2 separate regions of the Mus musculus genome follow, and region 2 is linked to region 1. The links are chromatin loops, found by intact Hi-C in ENCODE. Cell type or tissue: left cerebral cortex. All regions are shown on one strand. Each heading gives the region's core, and the rest is flanking DNA. Links, peaks and the distances in the headings are about the cores only. Region 1 has its middle 130 kb from the start of 3110015C05Rik. Region 2 has its middle 140 kb from the start of 4930526H09Rik.

Region 1 (2,923 bases), core at 318-2,817:
TTAGCGATGCCTAAGGAACTACGGCCTGCATGACGCACAAGTGGGTGGATTGCCCTGCAGCCTGGCAACCATGGAGAGGTGGAAATGCAAAGGCTATTTCTGGCTTCAGCTGTGAGACTGGGGCATGCATTCTTATATAAACATGTACACAGGGAAGGTGCAGGAAACTCAGGCCTTTAATCACAGATGACTGGGTATCTCTTGTCTTCTTTAGCTGTGGGGTCCTATGAAAACATACCTGGTCAAATTACAGTACAGAAATAAATTGTCAAATTCTTAGGAAGTGCTTAGATTACTAGTTGCTTAAGACTTCTTCTTCTTCTTTTTTTTTTCTTCTTCAGAAACTCAAAATATCAAGCCCTGTTCCATTTCATGAAGTATGGTTATTTCATGGGAATGGTGGTACAGGGGCAGATGTACTTATCTGTGAGAAGTATGTGAAGATTTAAATTTGGTACTTTAAGCATCTGGTGCTATAGGGTGGTGGGCTGCTCGCATGACAGACCACCTTGTTCCTGCCCAGCCTTTGTGAACAACTGAGCAATTACGTAGAGAGAGAATGGGATGGCATAGGGAGGGGTTAGTGTGCCACTTTCCTTTAATGGGCTTTAGAAGTGTTTAACAATAAGACTTAGAAATCTTCAAGGACTGAGCTTTTCTATAAATGAATGATTTATTGTAAGTGTGCCTTCCTAGGCTTTTTAAAGGCCAGAATGTATTATCTCCCTTCTTTTGTGGTACTTTAGTTTGCCATGCATGTTATCTGGGAAAAAAAAAAAACTTTTCAAAACCAAAGACAAACAACCATGTGTTGCATCGCTAAAGAGGCACAAATCATCTTGGGCATCCCAAGCATCTATTTGACGTCCTTGGGCTTGGGAGGTAACATATTGAATACTAAGGGCTCGGACGTGACCTGATTTGATGTAGAGGTTTCCAGGGTTGAGCAGGAGTCACAAAGATGGAGCCCTGTCAGTGATGTAAGGTAGTAGCGACAGTCAGTCCTACCTGTTCGACACTATGCAGAGGGAACCTTGTATTAGAGTTGTCAGTGGTGAAATAGGTATTGTGGGAATTATGGCAGGGTCCAGTGGGAACATGGAGTAGACTCTAGAGCCTGATAGCCGGACCACATCATCTGTTGAATAGTTGTTTATTGTCAAGCATGATAGGGGTCTTTGGTGGAAGAGACTTGTCGGAATGTGGGACAGTCAGCGACTGAGGCTCAGTGCTTCCATTTAAGCTGGATGCTGACAGACTCACCAAGTGATACATTTAGGGAATCTCATCAGCAACTTTCGATGTGCAAGGAGAAGAGACAGAGGACAAAACAAACCACATGAACAGCTAGCTCAGATCTTTCATCGTTCACTGTGGCTATTCAGATTGTACTTTTCAGCTTTTGCTACTTGGGGAGCTGGAGGTTCCTTTGGGTGAGCTATGGAAAGTTCATCTGGGCTCAGGAGAGATAGACTTGAGCTGTGGTTTCAGGTGGCCAGTGTCAGCTTCTGTGTCTCATCTGAATCTGAAAGTGGCAAGTGGTGATCTCCTTGTAGATCCTAGATGTTCAAGTGATTTTCCAAGTCACTCTTTTCTACATGCTATTAGAAGCCTATGTATCAGAGGTTGGGGTTTGAACCAGCATTGCCTAGGAGACAGAGAGAGCAGCACAAACCCCTAAACTTTCTTCTGAAAATTATACCGTTGGCATGTAATGATAGTAAAGACAGTTACACGAGCTTGTCAGTATACGAGTTATACTTGAGCTAGTAGTATGACCTCTCAAAGTAGCTGTTGAGACTTTTAGAATTAGGGAGGAGAGGCAAGCAAAGATTTTTTTTTTCTGAATTTCTAACAGCTCCAGGCGCCCGAGATGCTTCCAGCTGCCAGTCTCATGAGCAGATATTCTGGGATTCCTATTTTAGGGGCAGCCTCATCATGTGGGCAAGCCACATTGTCTGGCATTGTTCTTTACTGTGCCATAGGGATTGGAACAAATGATTCCTTTCAGAATGTATGAGTGGGGTTTTGTTCAGGGCAGTATTGAATCCTAAAGCAAAAGGCATTCAAGGTCAAAGCCTGTCATTTTAATAGGAGACCCTAGGGATTAAAACACATTACAATTAGAAATGTATCTCTGGACTCCAAGCCTTCAATAAAAATTTCACTTGAATAAGATTTAAAAAAAAATTATATGAAGGGATAGGTAAGTTTTACCTATGAGGGGAGCTGAAAATAGCTTCTACTTTTAACCTTGTAATTAAGCAAACTAATAATAATTCATTGTCCCCTAGGCTTCTGTGCTATGTGAATAACAGAAAGAAGATATAAGAATTGACATATGTAAAAATAAATTTGGAATGAAACGTCTATGACTTCAAGGGAGACATGGGCCTGTCTGGGTACTGTCATAGTACATGCTGGGACACTTATTTTTTCTGCCTCTAAGGAAGTATGTAACAATCCAGAAATCACTCAAGTTAAAAACGGAATGTTTGTTTGACAGTTTTATGCATGTCTATAATGAACTCCAGTGATTTTACCCTCCTTCTCCCGCATCCCCCGCCATCTCCTACAGGATCTCTTCTCAACAGGTCCTCGTCTATTTTCCTGACCTGTGTGGCCCGCTGAGAAGGGTTTCCTGCACAAGAGTTGGTGGTATTATGTTATCAGGTTAGCAAGGTCAATTTATCTGTGAGTACACCACTGACAAAAATGATATCTCTTCTGTTAACTATCCTTAATTGCCAATAGTCCCCTGTGGACGCCTCCCCAATCCATGGGTCCAGGGACCCAGTTTTGTGCTGGTCTTGTGCAGATAACCGTAGCTGGAGTATATTCATGGGTACAACAGCCATGCCATATCCCGGTGATACCATTTTGCATCTCTCCCTCATCTTGGTTTGTACATATTTCCCAACCC
Region 2 (2,923 bases), core at 235-2,734, 53 kb after region 1:
GAAGGTTGAGAACTGATGCTATGCACCCAGCCCTTCCCTATGACTGTCCTGTCTGTCTTTGCTAGTTGAGCTAATAGCATGCATGAGTGTCTTGCAGTTTCTTGGAAGACAGGCATGAAATCACTTACCTTTCTGCTGTGATGGGCTAATAAAAATAGGCTTCCTCACAATGGGTCCGATTCTTCTGGAGAAGAAATTCTTCATGGAATCTGAAAAGTCAGGCCAATGTGGTTTGTGTCCCTATTGCTTTCCTGCAGACTATGTTAAGACCACTCAGAAGGTTTCATGCCAGTAAAGGTGCGCCTTCACTTTTTGGCATCCACAATAGGGTCTGGGTTTGGTAACTGTATATGGGATAGATCTCCAGGTGGGACACTATTGTGGATGCCAAGAAGTGCATGCTGAAAGGAGCCTGAAATAGCTGTCTCCTGAGAGGCCCTGCCAGAGCCTTACAAATACAGAGGCAGATGCTCACAGCCAACCATTGGACTGAGCATGGGGTCCCCAATGGAGGAGTTAGAGAAAGGACTGAAGGAGCTGAAGGGTTTGCAACCCCATAGGAAGAACAGCAATCTCAACCAAACAGAAGTCCCCACTCCCCTAACCCCAGAACTCCCAGGGACTAAACCACCAACCAAAGAGTACACAAGGAGGGACTCAAGGCGTCAGCAGCACATGTAGCAGAGGATGGCCTTGTCAGGTATCAATGGGAGGAGATGCCCTTGGTCCTATGAAGGCTCTATAGATGCCCCGCTGTAGGAGAATCGAGGACAAGGAGTTGACAGTGGGTGGGTGGGTGGAGGAACACCCTTATAGAAGCAGGGGGAGGGACGATTGGATAGAGGGTTTCCAGGAGGGGGGAACTGGGAGAGGGGGTAATATTTAAAATGTAAATAAAGAAAATATCCAATAAAAAAGATACACTTTCACTTGATATCTCGGTGAACTATGAGTCCTAGAAAAGGAACCCAGCCATCGTCACTTGTAAGTCATAGCCCAGCCAGGGCCAGCACAGGCAGCTCTTTGGCTCTCTTCCCCATTTCCTATGGCCCAGGAGGTTCACCTTTTGGGCTGAGTTTGGCTATAGCTCTTGTTCATGTTGCTTCCTTATCTTCTATCAAATTAAAATCGCTTTGTTTCTTTCTTACTTAAAAATTATTAATAAACTTGGCTGGCATTCAACCAAGATAAGCAGCCAGGATGAGTTTATGTTTAAGTTTGGGGGCCTATAATTTTTGTCTCTGAGCACACTGGACTGACATCTCCCTGGAGGGGTGGGTCTTCCATATGCATGATCGTATAAATAGCGAGGCTTTGTAATATGGGGGTGCAGCAGCCTCAAAATAGCTAAGCTGGAAGATGTTATGATAATGCTATTTTTTTTTTAGCCTCATGCATCTGTGTGGAGGGAACAACATCTTATTATGTGTACATAATGTGCTCACCAAGTGCCTAGCAGACGGCAGTTGGCTTTGCTTGGAGAGCAAGGCTGATGACAAGCCTCCGCACACGGTTACCCAGAGAAGCATAAATTAGACCTGGAGTCACAGTGCTGGGGAAGCAAGATAACATCCTGGGAACGGTTCAGCCTGAGAGCTGGTGTGCTGTGCAGTGAGAAAGAGGGAGAAAACGAAGTGGAGAGGCTACGTGCCAAATGGCTCAGGTCTGCAGAGCACGCTTCTATCATCCAAGGCTGGTCCTTTGTTAGTCCTAGACCCTTTATCTCTTAAAAACTTCCTACCCAGTTAAAAATCAACTCCTAATTGAGTGGACTTGTTTGGAAGAGGATAGAGTCCAGCCATGAGAAAAATAGAGTGTGTTTGAATAGAACACAGAAGCCAAAGTAAAGATTTTGAAATAATAGATTGCTGCTTGGAATGGAAGGGTGTGTGTGTGTGTGTGTGTGAGGGGGGGGGATCATTACATTAATACCATCTTGGCAACTCTTCCAAATCCTGCAGGTAAATTTTACTCTTTGTGTATTATTTACTAATAAAATAGCATGCTAAGTTCTACCCATTGTGTGCTATTTATGAATAAAATAACACGCTGAGTTTCATTAGCCGAATACCTTGTCCATTTCTCACTGTACCCCTTTTGTAATTAATCCTATGTTATTGGTGACACCGTTTTGGTTAGAAGAGTTTTATCTCTTCCTTTTACATGCACCACACACCACATCCTCCCCAAGGTGCAGGAGTGACATCTCACATTGAAATTTGAGACTGTAACCTAAAACCCAAACCCAGGAAGGAAACCACATGCCACAAAACAGACCTTTCTTCAGTGTGGCCAAGGCTTGATCTCCTGAGGATCCAGGTCATAAGGTCATAGAGTCATCATTGAATCTAGAAGGGAGAAGTGCTTGTCCCCACTACAACCTTGAATTGAGTCATGCCAATGGGGCTGAGTTTTAAACAGTAGCATCAGCCCCAGAGCCCAATGGCTCACATAACTGCTGACCCTGGTCATGGAAATCAAAAGTTAGAAGAGCAAAGTGAGAGTATCTGCGCCTCAGCAGTGGTGTGAGCATGGGGAGAGGTGATTTAAGGAAGCTAAGGTTATTGCCTCCATTTTAATAGGAAGCCCAATCAGGTCCTGGCTGTTTAATGTAGACATGTTTTTAACGATCAAAGTATAAACATGTCACCTACGAAATAAACACTAATCTTTATTACAGACGTCAGTTCAGCTCTGGAAACTCCAGTTGTGAGTTTAGCAGGAGAGAATGACTTCTGCTTTTCATGAGGCTAATTCCTCTGAAATTTTATAAGGAAAAAACTTTTCAGGAAAATATTTTTTTATTTATTTGATTTCTCTACAATAATATGCTCAGAGTCCAGGAAGCACCCAACTGTATTCTGCATTGTGAACTATGAATTCTCATAGTTCTGAAATTCTCATGAATTCTGAAAAGGTACAG

Evidence for each region. Peaks named below come from ENCODE experiments on the same cell type or tissue, not always from the same donor. Only the 100,000 strongest peaks of a DNase experiment are listed, where the experiment ranks them.
Region 2: it touches region 1 in a loop (8-fold over the local background); 3 of 42 quality-filtered maps call a loop at or near these places.

The regions. Positions count from the first base shown.
Region 1 is chr13:111,096,533-111,099,455 of GRCm38, reverse strand. No RefSeq gene overlaps it. Among named protein-coding and RNA genes, the nearest start is that of 3110015C05Rik, 130 kb to the left of the region's middle. In left cerebral cortex, for the core only: no CTCF peak of the experiment used is centred there; DNase peaks (open chromatin) are centred at 446, 1,310, 1,907 and 2,560; H3K27ac peaks cover 2,500 bases.
Region 2 is chr13:111,043,168-111,046,090 of GRCm38, reverse strand. No RefSeq gene overlaps it. Among named protein-coding and RNA genes, the nearest start is that of 4930526H09Rik, 140 kb to the right of the region's middle. In left cerebral cortex, for the core only: no CTCF peak of the experiment used is centred there; a DNase peak (open chromatin) is centred at 1,432; H3K27ac peaks cover 2,068 bases.